Linked DNA regions of Homo sapiens: region 2 is linked to region 1. A link is a loop called in an ENCODE intact Hi-C map of the cell type or tissue named here. Cell type or tissue: MCF 10A. All regions are shown on one strand. Links, peaks and the distances in the headings refer to the core of each region. The heading gives the core; the rest is flanking DNA. Region 1 has its middle 100 kb from the start of DCC. Region 2 overlaps LOC105372121 (a long non-coding RNA gene).

Evidence for each region. A loop is a pair of places that touch in the nucleus more often than their neighbours do. Peaks named below come from ENCODE experiments on the same cell type or tissue, not always from the same donor. Only the 100,000 strongest peaks of a DNase experiment are listed, where the experiment ranks them.
Region 2: a loop joins it to region 1, with 3 times the contacts of the local background. A loop is called at or near these places in 2 of 110 quality-filtered maps.

Annotation. Positions count from the first base shown.
Region 1 is chr18:52,231,627-52,242,799 of GRCh38, forward strand. No RefSeq gene overlaps it. Among named protein-coding and RNA genes, the nearest start is that of DCC, 100 kb to the right of the region's middle. In MCF 10A, for the core only: no CTCF peak of the experiment used is centred there; a DNase peak (open chromatin) is centred at 6,115.
Region 2 is chr18:52,154,955-52,166,127 of GRCh38, forward strand. The region is part of intron 3 of LOC105372121 (a long non-coding RNA gene); the gene reads left to right. Among named protein-coding and RNA genes, the nearest start is that of DCC, 180 kb to the right of the region's middle. In MCF 10A, for the core only: no CTCF peak of the experiment used is centred there; a DNase peak (open chromatin) is centred at 5,887.

The sequences.
Region 1 (11,173 bases), core at 1,504-9,503:
TTTTTAGTTTTCTTCTGCTCATGATGTTAAGCAATCCATCAGGATTGTGACACACATATAAAAGGAAAAAAGGAGTAACACAAGGTGAGGCAATAAATAATATCAGACTCACAGGTGACTTAGATGGTAGAACTGATATAAACTTTAGAATTGCTTTGAATACTATGTGAAATCATATCATCTAGTGGGAAAATTGGATGACATATTTACACAAATAGGGAATATCAGAAAAGAAATGAAAGCTAAAAGAAATAGTAAAGTGGGAGTTTTAGAATAATTTTGATATTGAACACAACGAAAATTTTAACAGACTTAGCACACTGAATAGACCATAAAAACAGATAACTTGAATATTGGGCTACATAGATTATCCAAACTGTGACAAAGAGAAAAAAAGACAAAAAATTAAAACAAGAACAAAGCAATGAGAGCTCTCGGACAATATCAAATAATTGGATATACATGTAATTGGAGTTTGAAAAGGAAAAGACAGAACCAAAGGAGCAGAAGAAACATTTAAAGATATAATAGATGAAATTTTCCAAAATTAATTAAAGCTAGACCACCATTTGTAGAAACTTAGGGAAAACACAAGTCAGATGTGCACACATGTGCACATATACACACACATACACACAGTCCTAGAGTTATTATATTCAAACTGATAAAACCAAACTTAAAGAAAAGTCTTGAAGGTGGCCAGAGGGGAAAAATAAAACATTAAAGAGAAGCAATGTAAGAATGACAACTGATTTTTCATCTGAAACTGTGGTAGCCAGAAGCTAACAGAGTAAAATCTTTAAAGTGCTAAAAGAAAAAAAAATAAATCTGTCAATCTAGAATTCTATAACCATTGAAAATATTTTTCAATAGTTAATGCAAATAAAAGAGACTTTCTCAGACCAACAAAATCTAAGAGATTTTATTGCCAATATACTGCACTAAAAGAAGTGTTAGAAGAGAGTGTTCTTCAGAAACAGACTATAATATCACATGGAAATTTGAATCTACACAAATAAACAGCACAGGAAAATGGTAGAAATGAGAATTTTTATTTTTAATCTTTTCAAAAGTTAACTGTTTAAAGCAGAAATGTGTAACAATGTGTTATGTGGTTAACATGTTTAAGTAAAATGTATGAATTCAATAGCACAAAATATGAAAGTGTACTGCTTTAATATTTTCATATACCTGAAGTTGTATAGTGTTAATTGAAGATAGACTGTGATAAATTTAAAATGTGTAATGTAAACCTTAGAACAAGTACAAAATTATGCTTTCAAAAGTAAAATTGTAAATAAACTCAAACCAAAAGAAGGCAGGGAAAGAGGGTAAGGGAGACATATAGGGCAATGAAAAAGCAACTAGCAAGAGCAAAGATTTAGATCCAAATGTATTAACTGTAAATAGTCAACCCCCACCAAAAAGGCAAAGATTGTCGGATTAGGCAGAAATGTAAGATCCCATTCTATACTATAGACAAAACATTTTTTAATATAAAGATATAACTTCGTTAACAGAAAATGATAGAAATAAGATTTGCTTTGTAAACACTACAAAAAAAGTGGAAGTATCTATTAATATTACACAAGGTAGCCTTAGAATAAGCACTATTATTGAAAATAAAGAGGAATAATATAAATAATATATCCTATGGATAAATAATTTAAAATTATATCACAAAGACATCATTGTCATAAATATGTATGGACCCAACAAAAATGCTTCAAAATACTTCAAAATACATAAGAAAAAAGCAACTGAAAAAATAAATTGAGAAATATATAAATATAGTTGGGAATTTCAATTACTCAGTGACTGATGGAACAAGTCAACAGAAAATCACTAAGAACATAAAAGAGCTGAACAATATTATGGAACAATTTTGATAGTTGATATTTAAAAGACACTTCACACAACAATGGCAGAATGCACATTCTTTTCAAATACACAGGACACATTCACCAAAATAGACTATTTTCTGAGTTATAATTCAAATCTCACCAACTGAAATGTAAATTTACATAAATGGTGTTTTTTTTCAAAAAATGAAGTTAAAGTAGAAATAAGTAACAGAAAGATACTTGTAAAGTCTCCAAATATTTGAAAATTAAGCATTACACTTCTACCTAGCCCATGGGTCAAAACAGAAATAAAATGTTGAATTGACTCTATGTAAAATACAACATACCAAAATTTGTGGAATGTCGTTTAAGCAATGCTTAGAGGAAAATTTTTATGTGTATTCAGAAATCTAGGAAAGTCTAAAATCAATAATGGAAGGTAATATCCTAAGAAACTAAAAAAAAGTAAGGTAAATTCAAGGAAAACAGAGAGAAAGAAAGAAATATATTACCAGAAATCAATGAACTTTTAAACAGAATAAAAAGTTTTTTATTTTAAATTTATTAAACCAAAACCTGGTTCTTTAAAAAGAATTGATGAAATTGATGAACCTTTAGCCAAACTGATCATGAAAAAAAGAGATACAAAAATTACCAATATATGTAATAAAAGCAGAAACATTACACATTGTACAGATTAGTAAGTATATATTAAAGGGATTTTGTGGAACAATTTATGCCAATGAATAAAATAAATATCATAACATAGATGAAAGTCAAATTACTTGAAAGACACAAATTACCAAAGCTCAATCATAAAGAAGTAAATGGCCGGGTGCAGTGGCTTACGCCTGTGATCTCAGCACTTTGGGAGGCCGAGGCAGGTGAATACCTGAGGTCAGGAGTTCGAGACCAGCCTGGCTAACATGGTGAAACCCCGTTTCTACTAAAAATACAAAAATTTAGCCAGGCGTGGTGGCACGCACCTGTAATTCCAGCTTCTCAGAAGGCTGAGTCAGGAGAATCACTTGAACCCAGGAGGCAGAGGTTGCAGTGAGCTGAGATCACACCATTGCACTCCAGCTTTGGCAACAAGAGTGAAACTCTGTCTCAAAAAAAAAAAAAAAATGTAACCTGAATCACTCTGTATTTATTACAAAAGTATAGTTAAAACTCATCCCCAAAAACAGACAAACAAGCAAAAAAAAAAAAAAAAAAAAAAAAAAGTCGAGGCACAAATGGCTGCATAGGAAAATGCTAACAAACTTTTCGGAGAAAAGTCACACCATTTCTATACAAATTCTTCTGAAAGAGAAGGAAACATTCTTCAACTCTATATTGATGCTAGCATTAACTTGCTGCCAAACAGTAAAAAATGTTACAAGAAAAGAAGTATACAGACCAACATCCTTCATGAGCCTATTTGCAAAGATCCTTTAAAAAATATTACCAATAAAATCCAGCAATATATAAAAAGATAATACACCTTGACCACATGGTGTTTATATACCAGGAATGCAAAATTGGTTCAAATTTTGAAAATCTGTCAATGAATTTCACCTATATCAACAAAATAAACAAGAAAAAAGGTGATCATCTTAATAGATGCATTTTAAAAATTGACAAAATTCAATAACACTTTACAACAAAACCTCTCAGCAACATACAAATAGAAAAGAACTTCTTCATTTTCTTAAAGGATATCTTAAATGCCATATATGGCTAACATTCTATTATACAATAAAAGGCTGAATGCTTTCCCTTTAAGACTGGGAACTAGGTAATGGTTCCTGCTATCTACACTTATATCCAACATTTGCTTTAGGTTCTAGCTAGTATGATAGGGCACCAAAAAAAAAAAAAAAAAAAAAAAAGTCATGTGGAACAGCCAGAACCCTCATATATTGTGGTGCAAGTACAAAATAGCCACTTTAGAAAATGGTTCAGTAGTTCAGTATGAATTTAATAAAGGCCAGGCAAAGTGGCTCCTACCTGTAATGCCAACACTTTGGGAGGCTGAGGCAGGAGGACTGCTTGAGCCCTGGAGTTTAAGACCAGCCTGGGCAACATAAGACCCCATATCTACAAAAAAAAAAAAATTAAAAATTAGCTTGGCATGATGGGCTGTGCTTGGAGTCCCAACTACTAAAGAGGGTGAGGCAAGAGGATCGCTTGAGCCCAGAAGTTCAAGGCTGCAGGGAGCTATGATTGCATCACTGTACTCCAGCCTGGGCAATAGAATGAGACCCCCATCTCTTAAAAAGAAAAAAAAAGAATTTAATTATATACTCATAATCCAGCAATCCTACTCCTAGGTATTTAAGAAAAATGAAAAGTTGTATGCACATAATACCTATACATGAATGTCTGCAGCAGCTTTATCTATTGATACATAATATATATTTGTTTATATTATACATAATTATATATAATATAGTATAATTTATATTATTTATATAATATGTTGTGTACAATATGAATAAATATATATATTATGTATAAAGCTGTGTATTATCTTTATAGATATGTAAAAAGCTGTAATATATCTTTATAGATAAAGCTTTATATATATTATATATTAAGATATGTATAAAGGTGTAATATATCTTTATCTATAGATAAAGCTTTATAGATACATTATATTTATTTACATATTATATATCTTATATATATATATAGAATAAATATAGAAGCCCAAACCAGAAGCAACTCAATTGTATTACAGCCATACAATGGATTAAAAAGGAAAAAAAGGAGTGAACTACTTACATATTTAACCTCATGGATTAATCTCAAATGTAGCCTGCTGAGTGATAAAAGCCAGAAACAAAAGGCACTTATTACAGAATTCCTTTTCCATGACAGTCCTACAAAGACAATTTCATAAGGATGAATCAGTTGTTGCCAAGGTCTGGGGATAGGGTAAGAGGATTGTCTACAAAGAAGCAGGAAGAAAATTTTTGGAAGTTGAAACATTTTACATCTTGATTTTGGTGGCTATCTCAATGCTGAATAAATGTGTGAAAACTCATTCTACTCTACACCGAAAATTGAAGAATTTTATAGTATTAAATTATTCTTCAATAAACCTGACTTTAAGAATATATATTATGGACCATTTTAATGAAAATGGCCATCCAAGGTAAAATATGGCTGTAATTAAAGTATGCATAAATCATTCCGTATATACTCTGGGTAAAATTCAATAACTATCTATTGAACTTGATTTGATAACCTGGTGGAGGGGTGGGCAGGGGGGAAGACAATAGCATTCTAGAGCCTCTGCCCAGGTACATTATCAACGATGAAGGGTGCCTTGGTTATTTATTGAGCATTAAATGATTGAAAGGTAAAAAGTGATTCTGAGGCTTTGTGATTACAGTGGTAAATTGAACACGTGTGCTAACCTTTGTTCTCCTTCAAAACCCTAGTAACGTGGTATTGAGTCGTGAATTTTATTTTTTCATTTTATTTATTTATTTAAAAAATCAAAAAGGAGAAACCCACCAAGACCAAGAAAATTATAATGGATAATAACAACATACTATAAAAACTGGAAGGCAGATGACAAATTGTAACAGAGAACAGACTTTAGGAGCAGAAAACTAAGTGAATTTGGCAGAAACCCTAGAAGATGAAGGCAGAAAGGTTCAGGTGGCACAGGTACCTCTGACCGTGGTAAAGAAGAGGAAAAGCAAAACAGAAGGATGGGTGGAAAGTCTGCATAAGAAGTGGTTTAGTTTTCAAATCTCCTCTCTGATGCCCCACAGATGGGCACATGATTTTATCCAACATAGCAGAAGATTGAACATTTATTCCTTAGATAGTGTGAACCAGAGGACTGCTGAATATTAGGCACGGATAACATCCTGAAAATAGTGCATGCATGCTCATCTTCCAGAATGCAAGCAGCCAGGATTATTTCCTTTCATAAGGGGCAGTGCTCACTTTGTTCAAGAGCAACATTGGTTGTTTGAATTGACATAAAGCAGACAGCTTTAAGAAGGTACACAGAAAAGAAGGCAACAATATAGCAGAACAGCACTCTAGGGTGGTCCCACAACTCTTAGGCATGGCTTCAAAATTTCTTAGCCACTGCAGTCTTGGGAAATGTCTGGTCACAAAAAGACAAACTTGGGTAAGGCAAGGCCATCACATCACGGGAAAACCATCAGTTCTTGGGTCTCTTCAGTTGTTACATCTTATTAAGCAATAGCTCCTTCAGGGCTACATGAGCAGTGCTCAGCTTCTTGTTCAGCTGTAACTCATGATTCATTACCAGTTGTTACTCATTATAGTCCCAACAATGAGGCACTTGTGCTTGGTTTGATTCATAGTTGCCTCAGCTGAATTCTCACCTATCCTGGGTAGAGTACATTGATAAATCCTTTGAGTTAGTGTAACAAAAGGGATTCAATCTAAGCTCAAATCCTCAGTCATCCCTGAAGCTAGAAGAAGGGTCACAAACCAATATCGTGAGACTGTTCTCCAAGGGTCATGCTTCTACATGTTTTGTCAGTAGATATATAGAGTACCCCTCAGTCCAGATTATTGTTTCAAGGATGTTTAATAGTCTTTGAAGCAAGGGATAGTGTCTCTCTCTTAAGGCAAACATTCCTTTTTTTTTTTTTTTTTTTTTTTTTTTTGAGATGGAGTTTCGCTCTTGTTGCCCAGGCTGGAGTGCAATGGTGCAATTTCTGCTCACTGCAACATCTGTTTCCCGGGTTCAAGTGATTTTCCTGCCTCAGCCTCCAGAGTATCTGGGATTACAGGCATGCACCACCATACCTAGCTAATTTTGTATTTTTAGTAGAGATGGGGTTTCACCATGTTGGTGAGGCTGGTCTTGAACTCCTGACCTCAGGTGATCTGCCCACCTCGTGCCTGTAATTCCAGGCATTCTTTTTATCCAGTACAACAAACAAAACGTCTGCCTCTAGAGCAAAGGGTAGGCAAGCTTACCACATGCTATACAAGATTCTGGATTCTCTAAACTCAGACTAACTCTGTATTACTCTGGATTCTCTAAACTCAGACTAAACTCTAAACCCCTGTAACTCCACTCATAGTGTATTCAAGCATCCATTTGATATAACCTCAATAACACTCAAAACTTCACTCTGTTTGGTGCTCAAACCTCAGAAACCATGCACCATAATCCGTTTGTTGTTATCTAGTGGTGACAGTACAAGATCATTAAGCCAAATATTCATTTGCTACTATTCTGAAATATTCATTCTGACACTTTTCTCCTCTGATTCTTCCTGCCACTCCTGGTATCATTCATTTGAGCTTTTAGGACCCATATTCAACTTTAAACAGATTCCTCCACTCTTCAAATTCCTTGTCTTAACATACCTGTCTTTTTTTCATAGACCCTACTTCCCTTTTAGTATTCTGCAAAGATGACACTTCATGTTCTTACATCATATGTACTTTGAGTTTTGGGGATGGTCTTAGAATTTTGTAGCTACTTTCAGACCATAACTTTTCTAGAGCCATGCAATAATTTACTCCTCCTTTGTAATGTATGCCCCCCAGATATAGCATTGATTATCTGACTACCCGTTTGTCATTTGAAAGCCCCTTAGTTTAAAGCATTGAGAATTTTTATTTGGGACCAGTTTTTCCTTTCATCCTCATCCCTGTTAGCATCAATGGCAGCATTAATACTCACATCACTCATGTAAACCCACCCAATAGCCTGACCTTACTCATTTGAGAACTTCCATCTATGCTATAGGTTGGTAGCTACTTCCATGGTCCAGTCCCATCTTGAACCTATCCCTGGAAAAATGCCACACATGTGACATCATCTAAAAACATAATTACAATGTCTGGTGACAAAATTCTCCAGGGTTTTTCCTCTTTTATTTCTACTTCAATATACACAGACTTTGCTGAGACCTCCCTTCCTATCCTCTATTTTCTTCCAGTTTCATTGTTCTCTCATGGTGTTACTTTCTTCCTCTTCCAGTATATCCTCATGATGCTTCAAATTACTGTTCAGATAGCATCTTCAGTGTCCTCTGGACTACTAGACACAAGAGACTTTTTCCTCCTTTTGCCTTATAACATGCTACTATTATAGTCATGGTAGCGTTTCACCGTTTTTACATGTTCCTTTGTCTCCTATAGGAATGGAAGCATCATGAGGGTTAGGGTTCGTCCAGTTTGGCTATGCACACATATCCTCAGCACCTGGAACAGTTAAGAGTCCATATTAATGACTCAAGAAATACTTAGTAATCAAACCAATGAAGCAAATTACAGAATGAAAGACCTTGGTTTATTCCAATAATTACTAGTCTGCAGACAGAGGTTCCAGAATGAGTTTGATATGACTCAGAGAGTGATTCCTTCAGGATATAGATGATCCTCACAGAGAATTATAAAGAGAAAGTGATCAGCTCTTAATTCAATATATCAATCACTAGCAAGTGATTTTTTTTTTTTGTCCTTGGCTTGCTCTTTGAGAAAATCGAAGCAGTTAATTGAAGGTAAGAGGCATGATGAATTTCACCTGTCAGATTAGACACTTCAGTCTAGTTGTAAATTTATTGGCTAAAGTTTTTAGCCATACCACTGAACCTGAAAATGTTTTTCTCCCCGATACCATAATATTCCAAACTTGGAAAAAATAAACAAAACACGCTTTTTTTTTTCTCAAATGGCATGTAAACCCTTTTTAAATTTTGACCCCAAATGCATATTCTTTACCAGTGGGTCAAGAATTAGAGAGGTGGGAGAAAGAGAGCTGGAAGTGAAATCAGAAGTTTTATCCCTTTCACTTTGTGTTGCTTTGGGCAAGTCTCTTTACCTCTCTCAATGTCAGTTGCCTAAATTATAAATAAAGACAAATTTTAACATGGATTATAAATATCAGAAGATAACATGAGGCAAGAAATTTATAAACTGTAAACAAGTCATACAAAGATCAAGTACATTTGTGATTTAGCATTCAGTTAGCATTTCATAAGGGGGAAAAACAATGTATCACTGTAATATACTTGAATTACTGTGATGTTACAGGAGACTCAGAAATGTTGACCTCTGTTGTCACAATAGATACAAATAGACATCTGCTAATTCAGATGTGGATTCCAAAAGATATATTCAAGGAAATAACAGCTTGTTTTCTCCCCTGAAATGTGTAAATTCCCTTCTATTTCATATTCTTCAAACCTTGCTATTATATTTGATTGTGTTGAATATTTCTATTTATTTTCTTTCCTTTTTTGTTCCAATGGATACATAAATGTTTTTTGGAAATCTAAACATTGTAACAGAAGTACAAATACATTGTTAATACCTTCTTACTCCTTGTCCCTATATGTATATGACTAAAACTTTAAAAAGTTAAAGACATTTAAATATTTAAATTCTACAGTTGATACGATTGATTTTAAAGAAAATTTATAATTTGTGGATAAAGTGACCAACAAGTGATGGTTGAAGTAGTGTGAAATTATGCTGAATCTAGAAGGATGAGTAAGAACCAGTTGTGATGTAGACTCTGAGTATTAGTCTTAGTTTTGTTTTGTTTTGTTTTGTTTTTGTAAAATTTGGATCACAGGATCGCTTTTAGTCTTCCAACTCGTATTTTTTCTATGAATATCTTGTCTGGGAGAAAAAAAAAATAAGAGATATTTCTGTGAGTGAAACAAAGGAAAAAAAAATCAAAGATGAGGTGGTGGGATTATACTTTCCATTATGGGGAATATCTGGCTAAACTGAGGTGTTCTGTGCAGGCACTGTGTGCTATGTGTTTCATATAACATGGTAGTTGACTATACCAATCCATTTTCCCCTTCTTCTTCATTAACAGAATTCTTGTTTTGCTGAGGGTAGCCATGTGCCCAGTTAAAACACCCCTCTCCTCAGACTCTCTTGAGGCCAGAAGTGGCCAAATATCCTGGTGTGGCTAATAAAATATGAGTGGAAGTTACTAGGTTAGGCTTCCCAGGAAACGTTTAAAAAGATGGAGTCAGCAGGTATGCACCTTCATCAGTCCCTCTCTGTGATGTTTTGCTCTCCCCTTAATTTGATGAAAGCAGTAAATCAGGCCTGAGGTGAGACAACCATCTTGGCATCATGAGGACAGAAGTCAACAAGAACGGTCGGGCAAAACCCAGAAGGTACCTGAGGAAGGTAACATCCTGAATTATCTTACCAGCCCACACTGCCTATCTCCATATGAGAGAAGGAAAAAAAAAAGCTTGTATGTTTGAAGCTACTGTACTAGGGTTTTCTGTTGGTTGCAATTAACCATAATACTAACTAGAACACATATTTTACATCATTTAATAGTAGCAAAAAGTATGCCTTAAAGAGATTTCAAAGAACTTTTTTTATTATACTTTAAGTTCTAGGATACATGTGCAGAACATGCAGGTTTGTTACATAGGTATACACATGCCATGGTGGTTTGCTGCACCCATCAACCCGTCATCTACATTTACATATTTCTCCTAACGCAATCCCTCCCCTAGTTCCCCACCCCACGACCGGCCCCGGTGTGTGATGTTCCCCTCCCTGTGTCCATATGTTCTCATTGTTCAACTCCCACTTGTGAGTGAGAACATGCGGTGTTTGGTTTCCTGTTCCTGTGTTAGTTTGCTAAGAATGATGGTTTCCAGCTTCATCCATGTCCCTGCAAAAGACATGAACTCATCCTTTTAAAATTGAAGTTCAGGGATGTTAAGTAGTTAATTAAGATCACATAGCGGGTAAGATGATAGAGTGGACCTTGAACTTCCAAGTAGAGCTCATTGCCATTCATAGTACAGTAGACAGGTGAAGAGATAAATATGCATGTTTAGAAAACACAGACAAGAAAGTCTCTTCCTTTTTTGCAACGATGCTTTAGAGCTTCACAGCAACAGAGAAACTGGAGAATAACAGTTTTTCTCTTAATTCCTTTTCTTGCCTGAAAAGACTGGCAGAAAAAAGACTTCCCAGTTCTTATGGCCAAGAAAACGGGAAGACTTGAACTCATCTGACCTGGAAAACAGATATGAAAAGGCAAATACTCTTCTTCTTCCCTTCCCTTCCTCTTCTCCAGAAATTGGAGTGGATTGTAAAGACAAGCTGGCCTCAAATAGACACACACACACACACACACACACACAAAGTATACTGGGTGCCTATGCAGAAATGAGTAAGGTTGAGGTTTGTGACTTTGCTACCAAGTCCTGAGAAAACTGGACTTAAATTTATACATAGAAATTCACCAGCAGTCTTCGACTTACCACTTTAGCAGGTGATTCGATACCACAGAATGGGGATAAACAAGATATTACCTGTGTATGTGTGATAAACTTGAGTGC
Region 2 (11,173 bases), core at 2,006-10,005, 76 kb before region 1:
AAAGCTGTTCCAGGCCTTTCTTCCAGCTTCGGCTGGTTGCTCACAATCCTTAGTGTTGCTTGGTTTGTAGACACATCACTTCAACCTCTGCCTCTGCCTTTACCTGGTGCTCTGTGTTTCTCCGTTTCCAAATTTTCCCCTTTTTATAAGGACAGCAGTCCTACTGGATTTAAGGCCACCATAATCAAGTATGACTTCATCTTAACTTGATTACACCTGCGAAGACCCTTCTTCCAAATAAAGTTACATTCCCAGGTTCTGGGTGGATATGAATTTGGGAATTTGAGGAGGAATACTATTCAACGTAATACAGTCTCTAATTTTTTTTTTTTTTTTTTAAGACAGAATCTCACTCTGTTGCCCAGGCTGGAGTACAATGGTGCGATCTCGGCTCACGGCAACCTCCATCTCCCCCCACCCACGTTCAATCGATTCTCATGCCTCGGCCTCCCTGATATTACAGGCATGTGCCACCACCTGCCTCAGCCTCCCAAAGTGTTGCGATTACAGGCGTGAGACACTATGCCTGGCCCCTGAAATTCTGTGTCTAAGTTTTTGTCGTGAGTAAAATGGAGATAAAAATTACATTTATGTCATTGGGTTGTTGTGAGATTTAATATGTACAGAGGACTTAGAACAGGGCTTAGCACAGAGCAGATGTTATTCAAGTGTTAAATTTTTAAATTACATGACTAATTTCTACTAGAACTTTGATAGGATCAGAAATTCTGTTAGGCTCGGTTCTACTAAAAATAGTTATGTGCATTTTTTCACCTAGTCATTGTATTTTCCTGTAAATTAATATAGCTGATGACTGAAACTTATGTTTACAGAACTTGGTTTCATTGCAGCAAGGGAGGCTTTGATCCTAATCAATGCAACAACAGAGTAAGATCAATATACAAGTCATTCTTTATATGATGACATAAAAAATACTGAATTTTATTATATGTCTTTTTGGAGACAGTGTGGGCTCCCTTTCCTTTTCTTTACTTTATTGTCTTTCCTGTCTTTCCTCTTTTCTCTGTGAAGATTTTGCACCTAGTGAGGTGTGTGCAAGATATCAAAGGGAACTATAGCTGCAGTCCAAGAACAAGAAATTATCCAGCTCTAATGGCAAATAAGTGAATGCAGACAATTGTATCTGCTGCTATACATGAAATAAGATTTCATTTTGGGGCTTGCTAGCCAGGCAGCCCTGAAACAAATTAAAATGAGATTATCTGACAGTGTGGAGGTTTATATGTTTTAAAAACAATTCTGTAGTGAGCTTAGCTGCTGATTCTGCTTAGTATTTCTTATTTAGCTTAATAAATGATATCACTTGATTGAATCAATGTTTAGTTTTAATCATAGCCTTTGAAACTTGAGAACTGGATGGTGCCTTAGAGTATGCAGGGCCACTCCCTTATTTTACCAATAAGGAAATATTTATTCCTTGGGTTTGTAATGAGTTGTGACACATGAAATGCTTTCCTTCTTCCCAGGCCATCCCTCCTCAAACAATTCCATTCCATTCTTGAAGCTGCCAATTAGTGGTACCAAATATTCATAGGTGTTTTTGAGAAAGCAAAATTTGGTTCAATAGAAAATGGAAGAGTCACAGAAAATGAAAACAACAAAAGACCTGCCCATTACTTATTGCCGGTGAAACCTGCAGAGAGTTTAAGGAAGTCAAACTCTATGGCACAGTGCAATTTCTGAGTGTTTAAGTGTAGCTAAACCTTGCTGAGCTGCAGTTCTTTTGGGTTTACATCAATTAGAATTTTCAAGATTGGAAAAATGGCTTTGCAAGCTCTAATTTTGCTCAAAGGTGACTTTATTTTCAGTATTACTTTTGGCAGCATTTTGAAAAATACTTTTAAAGATTAATATTGCTTTGCTGTATTTGAATTTTTAATGAATGCATATTTTGTTAGCATTCTCCTTAACCCTAGCCATGTATGGTGAAGGTTTTGATTTGCTCATGAAGTTCTCACTAAGAATTTGCATTTACACTAGCAATTTCTGGGGTAAGTGAATAAGGCATTCTACTTAGGCTCTGTCCTAAAAGAGATTATAATGCAGTTATGACAACTCAGGCTGACAGTCCTAGTAAAAATAATAGAGAATCATAATTTAGAGACTATAATAAAATGCTCTATCTTATTTCCCTCCTGAGAGCATGTGCTGTTTGCTTTTAGATGAGAAGATTGTATTGGGCTGTGGAACAGACACTCGGATGTCAGTCACCATCTCAGTTGGCCTCTGAGGTTCATGCTATCTTTATCCTTATCTCTCATGGGTCCATTAGGCTGCAGTTTCCTCACCTGTGACATACAGAGCCTGGGCCCAGAGAACTTTATGTCCCTTCTTGCTCTAATATTTGGAGTCCTTGCCATTTTCTGATATAGGTGACCATGGTACAAATAGCTCATGGCACTCTGTGAGTCTGCTTCTTTGGCTGAGCTAAAATCACTTCAAGCAAAACAAAGAAAAGAAGAAAAACAAACAAGTCCGCTTTGATGGAAGCAGCCTCATCTGGAGAGCCAGCTGCTGTGTGCCTCCCATTAGGGTGTATTATAAGGAAGAATTTATACTGTCTTTGCAATAAGCAGATCTGGATTAAATTTGTGGCTTTGCTACTTCCTGGGAGAGTCTCCTAATCTCTTTTGATTTCAGTTTCCTTAACTGTAAAATAGGAATAATATCTTCCCTACTATTTAGGCTTTTTATGATGAGCTAGTAAGATTTGTCCTTGAGAGTTATTTGCAAGCTATATAGTGTTCTAAGCTATACTTTCTGCCGTGGAGATGTTCAGATCATGAAGATCCCATGTATTCTTTTAGGAAAGAACATCAAATTTCACTTGGCTCTAGCCTCTTTGTCAAACAAAGTCCAGCCACCCTAGTATGCTGCACAGCATTGCATACTACAAAATATCATAGGAAAGCCTGAAAAGAAGAGGGACGTTATGAACCTACACATCTGAAGTGCTCATGTGGTCTCTCGTCGCCCTCTAATAAGTATTGCTCTTAACCATCCATAGTTGCTAGAAAGAAACTGTGGATCTTTCTCCTGTTGTTCTTGCTTATAATGACTCTGGCGCTTGCCTTTGCAGGTACCTTTAGCTCCGGGATTTCATCTGGCTTAGGAGCTTTCTCTTAGCTCTTGAAATGTCTGTAAAAGCCTCTGTAACTTACTTAATATGTTACTCAATCATATAATAAAAACATTATTTAATGTAATTATGTTCTTGACATTATGTCTGTCTTGGGAGTACAGCTTTGAACTTGATAAACTCCTGGTTCCCAGGGACATTAAAAATGTGAAAAAGCATCACTAGAAGTATCTAAGCTCTTCAGAACCTCTTGAGCCCAGTCTTAGTGTATGTGGAAAAAGATCCTTCCTATTCCTTAAATGCACTCCTTAAACTACTGTTCTCTTGAAAAAAATTGGGGAAATTTCTTGCTCTTTTATTCTACAGCAGGAATATTTTTTTCATTTATTTATTTATTTATTTATTTTCTAAGGGGAAAGTTCTTTTTTTTAATTATACTTTAAATTCTAGGGTACATGTGCACAACATGCAGGTTTGTTACATATGTATACGTGTGCCATGTTGGTGTGCTGCACCCGTTAACTTGTCATTTATATTAGGTATATCTCCTAATGCTATCCCTCTCCTCTCCCCTGACCCCACAACAGGACCCTGTGTGTGATGTTCCCCCCGCCCGTGTCCAAGTGTTCTCATTGTTCAGTTCCCACCTATGAGTGAGAACATGTGGTGTTTGGTTTTCTGTCCTTGTGATAGTTTGTTCAGAATGATGGTTCCCAGCTTCATCCATGTCCCTACAAAGGACATAAACTCATCCTTTTTCATGGCTGCATATCCATGGTGTATATGTGCCACATTTTCTTAATCCAGTCTATCACTGATGGATATTTGGATTGGTTCCAAGTCTTTGCTATTGTGAATAGTGCCTCAAGAAACATACGTGTGCATATGTCTTTATAGCAGCATGATTTATAATCCTTTGGGTATATGCCCAGTAATAGGATGGCTGGGTCAAATGGTATTTCTAGTTCTAGATCCTTGAGGAATCACCACACTGTCTTCCACAATGGTTGAACTAGTTTACAGTCCCACCAACAGTGTGAAAGTGTTCCTATTTCTCCACATCCTCTCCAGCACCTGTTGTTTCCTGACTTTTTAATGATCGCCATTCTAACTGGTATGAGATGGTATCTCATTATGGTTTTGATTTGCCTTTCTCTGATGGCCAGTTATGATGAGCATTTTTTCATGTGTCTGTTGTCTGCATAAATGTCTTCTTTTGAGAAGTGTCTGTTCATATCCTTTGCCCACTTTTTGATGGGGTTGTTTGATTTTTTTCTTGTAAATTTGTTTGAGTTCTTTGTAGATTCTGGATATTAGCCCTTTGTCAGATGGGTAGATTGTAAAAATTTTCTCCCATTCTGTAGGTCACCTGTTCACTCTGATGGTAGTTTCTTTTGCTGTGCAGAAGCTCTTTAGTTTAATTAGATCCCATTTGTCAATTTTGGCTTCTGTTGCCATTGCTTTTGGTATTTTAGTCATGAAGTCCTTGCCTGTGCCTATGTCCTGAATGGTATTGCCTAGGTTTTCTTCTAGGGTTCTTATGGTTTTAGATCTAACATTTAAGTCTTTAATCCATCTTGAATTAATTTTTGCATAAAGTGTAAGGAAGGGGTCCAGTTTCAGCTTTCTACATATGGCTAGCCAGTTTTCCCAGCACCATTTATTAAATAGGGAATCCTTTCCTGATTTCTTGTTTTTATCAGGTTTGTTAAAGATCAGATGGTTGTAGATTTGAGGTATTATTCCCAAGGGCTCTATTCTGTTCCATTATTCTATATCTCTGTTTTGGTACCCGTACCATGCTGTTTTGGTTACTGTAGCCTTGTAGTATAGTTTGAAGTCAGGTAGCGTGATGCCTCCAGCTTTGTTCTTTTGGCTTAGGATTGACATGGCAATTCAGGCTCTTTTTTGATTCCATATGAACTTTAAAGTAGTTTTTTCCAATTCTGTGAAGAAAGTCATTGGTAGCTTGATGGGGATGGCATTGAATCTATAAATTACCTTGGGCAGTATGGCCATTTTCACAATATTGATTCGTCCTATCCATGAGCATGGAATGTTCTTCCATTTGTTTGTGTCCTCTTTTATTTCATTGAGCAGTGGTTTGTGGTTCTCCTTGAACAGGTCCTTCACATCCCTTGTAGGTTGGATTCCTAGGTATTTTATTCTCTTTGAAGCAACTGTGAATGGAAGTTCACTCATGATTTGGCTGTTTGTCTATTATTGGCATATAGGAATGCTTGTTATTTTTGCACACTGATTTTGTATCCTACAGCAGGAACATTTTTTATAGAGACTCATGAAATAGCTATTTTTTAGAGATTGTGCAGCCAGCATAATTTGGAGACTTGGTTTGCATTTATTCTCTTCACAAATGATAAATTCAGGTGGCCCTAGAAGTGGCTAATTATAAAAACCAAAGAGAGGAAGCTGAGAAACAGAATTCTTTACATTCACCAGATAACATATGCTTACCTTGTTTCAATTTATGAGCATAACTTCTCCCTCTGTAGACTAACCTTGTCCAGGGATACTCTCTGGTGACCTTGTCCTGTCCTTGGTGTTTAGGTACCCCTGACAAATATTCTGTCAAAGTCAAGAGTGATACCTATAGTAAAGCCCTACTTCATAGCTGCAAATGAAATTAGAGCTACCCACAACTTTGAAGAACAAAGTTGGGAGCTTAACGCAGTATAATTGCTGATTGTCAATGCTGATTAGCCTATTGGCGAGTGAATGAGTCAGCATCTGTCATACACTGCTAGCCTACAGGTAAAAAGACTGTGAGTGCTGGCAGGAATGCTATGAATCTTATGTATCTGGGTGGAGTGGAAGTGACTCAGCCCAAATTAAGAAAGTAGCAGCCTGACACAGCTGCATTGCTTCAGCTAGCTGAATTCCTGAGCCAGCTCCAGGGTACTCAGTGTCAATTGACATTGGATGAACATCTTATTGAATCTCTCTCTCTTTCTCACTAGATTTATTAAAGCATAATGTACATGCCATTAAATTCACCTGTTTTAAGTGTACAGTTCAATGATTCTTAGGAAATTTACAGACTTTTACAACCATCAACTCAAACCAGGTTAGAATATTTTATTACCCCAATATATCTTATGTTTGTTTGCAGTCAGTACTCAATCCCATCCCCTAGCTCAGAGAGCCATTAATCTACTCTCTATAGGTTTGCCTTATCTGGACGTTTCATATAAATGGAATCACACATTATGTATTTTTTTGTGTTTGACTTCTTTCACTTAGCATAATGTTTTTGAGGTCCACCCATTATGTAGCATATATTAGCAGCTTTTTTCTTTTTATAAATGAATGGTATTCTATTGTATGGATTTATCACACTAGGTTTATCCATTTGTCCAGTGATAGACATTTACACTATTTCTACTTTTGGGCTATTAATGATAATGCTGTTGTTAATAGTTGCATACATATTTCTGGCCCTACATTGTCAAATTAGAGTCTTCATAGTTAAGATTACTTATGTGCTAGTCACATTTTTTAGCTTTTAATGTCTAGAATTCTTCCACATAAATGTATGTATTTGTGTATTATACATACACACATGAATCTACATAGATACTTGCACACCATATGTACTTACTGTGTGTCTTTACTCTGAAATCATGAGCCATCATTCCAGGGTACCTTACTTTGTTAATATCTATCTTTTCATTGCAGCTATTCTAGTGGATATAAAATGGCATCTCTATGCTTTGGGGTAGCAGGTCCCTGGTAACTAATGATATTAATGTGCTTATTAGCTATTTGTATATCTTCCTTGGAGAAATATCTACTAAAATTCATTGCCATTTCTTTTTAGCTCAGCAAAGCTAACACTGCCAAATTTCAATAGAACTACTTTTCTGTTTATAATTGAGTTATAAGAGTTAAATATTCTAGATGTAAGTCCCTTATCAAATATATGACTTGCAAGTATTTTCTTTCGTTCTGTGAGTTGTCTTTTCACTTTCTTGGTGGTATCCTTTTTATATTTTATTTTTCTGAGACAGGGTCTGGCTCTGTCAAACAGGCTGGAATACCATGGCACCATATCGGCTAAGTGCAACCTCTGCCTGCTGAGCACAAGAGATCCTCCCACCTTAACCTCCCAAGTAACTAGGCCAACTGGTGTGTGCCACTATGCCTGGCTAATTTTTGTATTTTTGGTAGAAATGAGATTTTGCCATGTTTCACAAGCTGGTCTTGAACTCCTGGACTCAAGCAGTCCTCCCACCTTAGGCTCCTGAAGTGTTGGGATTACAGGCATGAGCCACTGTGCCTGGCCTCTCAGTGGTATCCTTTGAAGCACAAAAATTTTTAATACTGATGAAGTCAAATTTATCTATCTTTTCTGTTGTTGTTTGTACTTCTGGTGTCATGTCTAGCAAACCATTGCCTAACCCTTGGTTGTAAATATTCACTCCTGTATTTTCTTCCAAGAATTTTATATTTATTGTTTATAGCTTTTCTATAGGGTCTGTGAACCTTGAATTTATTTTTTTTGTATGGCATGAGGTGGGGATTCAAATTTTTCAAATTTATGTTTTTGCGTATGGATATCCAGTTGTACTGGCAACATTATTGAACAGACTATTCTTTTCCCATTGAATTAACTTGGTACCCTTATTAAAAATCAGTGTACCATAAAAGGGTTTATTTCTGAAATATTAATAATATTTCATTGAGTCATATGCCTATCATTTTGGCAGTACCACATTGTCTTGATTACTGTAGCATTATATTAAGTTTTGAAATCAGAAAATGTGAGTTTTTCAATGTTTGTTTTTTTAAAGTTTGCTTTGGCTATTCTGGGTGGCCCTTACATTTTTATATGATATTTAAAAATCAACTTGTCAGTTTCTGCCAAAAACAAAATTCACCTCAGATAGGATTTTGGTAAGGATTGCATTGAATCTATAGATCAATTTGGGGAGTTTTGCCATCCTAACAATATTAAGTCCCTGATACATTAATGTGGATGCATTTCCATTTATTTAGGTCTTTGTAAATTAATTTCAGTGATTATTTTATAGTTTTCAGCGCATAAGTTGGCGCTTTGTTTGTTAAACTTATTTCTAAGTATTTTATTCTTTATGCTATTGTAAATAGAATTGTTTTCTTGTTTGTTTCTTTTTTGAGACAGAGTCTCCCTCTGTGACCCAGGCTGGAGTGCAGTGGTGTGATCTCGGCTCACTGCAACCTCCGCCTCCTGGGCTCGAGCAATTCTCCTGCCTCAGCCTCCCAAGTAGCTGGGACTACCAGCACGTGCCACCACACCTGGCTAATTTTTGTATTTTTAGTAGAGATGGGGTTTCACTATGTTGGCCAGCCTGGTCTCGAACTTCTGACCTCAAGTAATCGGCCTCTGAAAGTGCTGGGATTACAGGCATGAGCCACTATACCTGGCCAAGTTGTTTTCTTAATTATATTTTTAGATTGTTCATTGCTGGTGCATAGAAATACAATAAATTTTATATAGAAATACAGTTGATTTTTATATTGAAATTGTACCCTGCAATTTTGGGGTACAATGTTAGTGATTGAAATGAATACATAACCCTTTTAGCACTTTGAATATGTCATTCCATTGCCTCCTGGCCTCCATTGTTTCTGGGGAGAAGTTAGCTGTTAATTTTATTAAGAGTTTCCTTACATGTGATGACTAATTTTTTCTTACTGCTTACAAAATATTTTATTTGTCTTTGTCTTTCAGCATTTTTGCTATAATGTGTCTAGGTGTAAATATCATTGAATTTATTTTACGTGAAGTTTTTTAACTTCAAATTTGGAAAATTTTTTCTGTTGCTATATATATATAATGCTCTTTTCTCTCTCTTCTTTTTGGTTCTAACTTTACATATATGTTGATGTGCCTAATGATGTCCCACATTTCTCTGATGCTATGTTCACTTTTCCTCATTCTTTTTGTTTCTATCTGTTCTTCAGACTGCATAATCTCTATCAATCTATTTCCAAGTTCTCTGATTCTTTTTTCTGCCAGTTAAAATTTATTGTTGAGCCCATCTAGTTAATTTATTTCAATTATTGTACTCTTCAACTCCAGGATGTTCATTTTGTTTTCTTTTATAAATTCAATATCTTTATTGATAGTCTTTATTCAGTGAGACATTGTCAATTTACCTTCTTTTACTTATTGAAGCATGGTTTCCTCTAGTTCCTTGAAAATGTTTATTATAGGCGGGGTGCGGTGGCTCATGCCTGTAATCCCAGCACTTTGGGAAGCCGAGGCAGGTGGATCACTTGAGACCAGGAGTTTGAGACCAGCCTGGCCAACATGGCGAAACCCAGTTTCTAATCAAAACACAAAAATTAGCTGGGTGTGGTGGCACATGTCTGTAGTTCCAGCTACTTGGGAGGCTGAGGCACAAGAATTGCTTGAATCCAGGAGCTGGAGGTTGCAGTGAGTTGATAGCATGCCACTGCACTCCAGCCTGGTTTACAGAGTGAGACTCTGTCTCCAAAAAGGAAATATATATATTCATAGCTGCTGTGAAGTCTTCGTATGTTAAGTAAATAATCTGAATTCTCTTAAAGGCCATTTCTGTTGCCTGCTTTTAATCCTGTATGTGGATCACACATTCCCATTTCTACCAGAAATTGTAACTACATAGTTTTTTTTTCCTCCTATTCTTTTCCTCCTTCAAGGAAAAAAAACAAACAAACCCTTAACTTTGTGAACATCACTTTAGTAAAGGTATGTGACAGAACATAGAACAAAACGACCTAAAAGTCTGACTTATGTGTCCCAAAAGTTTTAATTTCTTTTTTTAATTTAGAGTATTTTGAATAAAATAGTTGGGAGCAGTGGAAGAAAGAAAGTGGTGTTCCATGACTACTCCCCATCATTGTAGAAAGAGAATCACATGGGTGGAAAGGAAAAAGAAAGTAATGGTAAGAGTGACTAAAGAAAGAGAAATTGAGAACCTTTGAGAATGTGAGATCTGGGACCTGATTGCAGAACAGGATGTTCATAAGGTGGGCTGAGGAAGAAGAACACTATCAGTGAGAGTCAAGAATGTGTTATCAGTGAAGGTGGACAGAGTCCTACACAATATACAAAGTTTTCTTTTCCCCAAGGTGGAGCAGAAGCTGCAGCTTTACACCTATGCTTCAGCCTGCGCTGGCCACAGCAGAGATGACAAGAGACTCGAAGGAGTTTTGTGGATAGGAACACGAACTATCTCAAGAGTGACCAGTGTATACTTATGGCTGAGGAATAAAAATGGAGAAACGTAGGTCTGAGTGTTCTTGCTTGTACAGATAACTCAAACACAGAGGCACCACAGTACCCTATCCCTATATGAGCCCCTAAAACTTAGAAGCAACCACAGCATTCCTAAAGTATAAGGACTCTGAATAAAAATTAAGTTATAACATAGAACAATAAAAGAAGAAAAAAAATTTGCACACACAGAGGAACAATCAAGAAAACGTGGCAAGGAAGGGTAATGACAGGGAAGAATTCTACCATAAATTAAAATGTGCTACAGCCCATATGTTAAAAACTGTGTAGTGTTGGTAGAAGACTAGACAGACATAACAATCGGACAAAAAGAAAAGTCCAAAAATTAGACCCAATCACATATGGAAATCAAGTACGCAATAAGGGCAATCTCTGACTTGATAGATAAAATTATAGATTTTGTAATAAGTGGTTTTGAGATAAGTGAATATATATATTAAATACATCAAGTTGGATCCATTTTTCACATTACACACTAGGATAAATTCCAAATGGATTAGGTATTTAAAGATAAAAGTATTAAACCATACAAGCAAAATGAGAAAACATGATGTAATGGCTGAATTCTTTTATATCTGGAGAAAGGCAAAATTCTTTTCTAATCATGAAAACAAAATACTCCATATGCATAATAACAAGAAAAATGACAAGATGGGACACAGTATTTGTAATAGAATGGACTGAAAGTTAACATCTTTAAAATATAAAGAACTATTAAAAATGAGAGAAATGTGCCAACAATTCAATTTTAAAAATGGACAAAAATAGGCCACAGATATGTCACTGAAAAT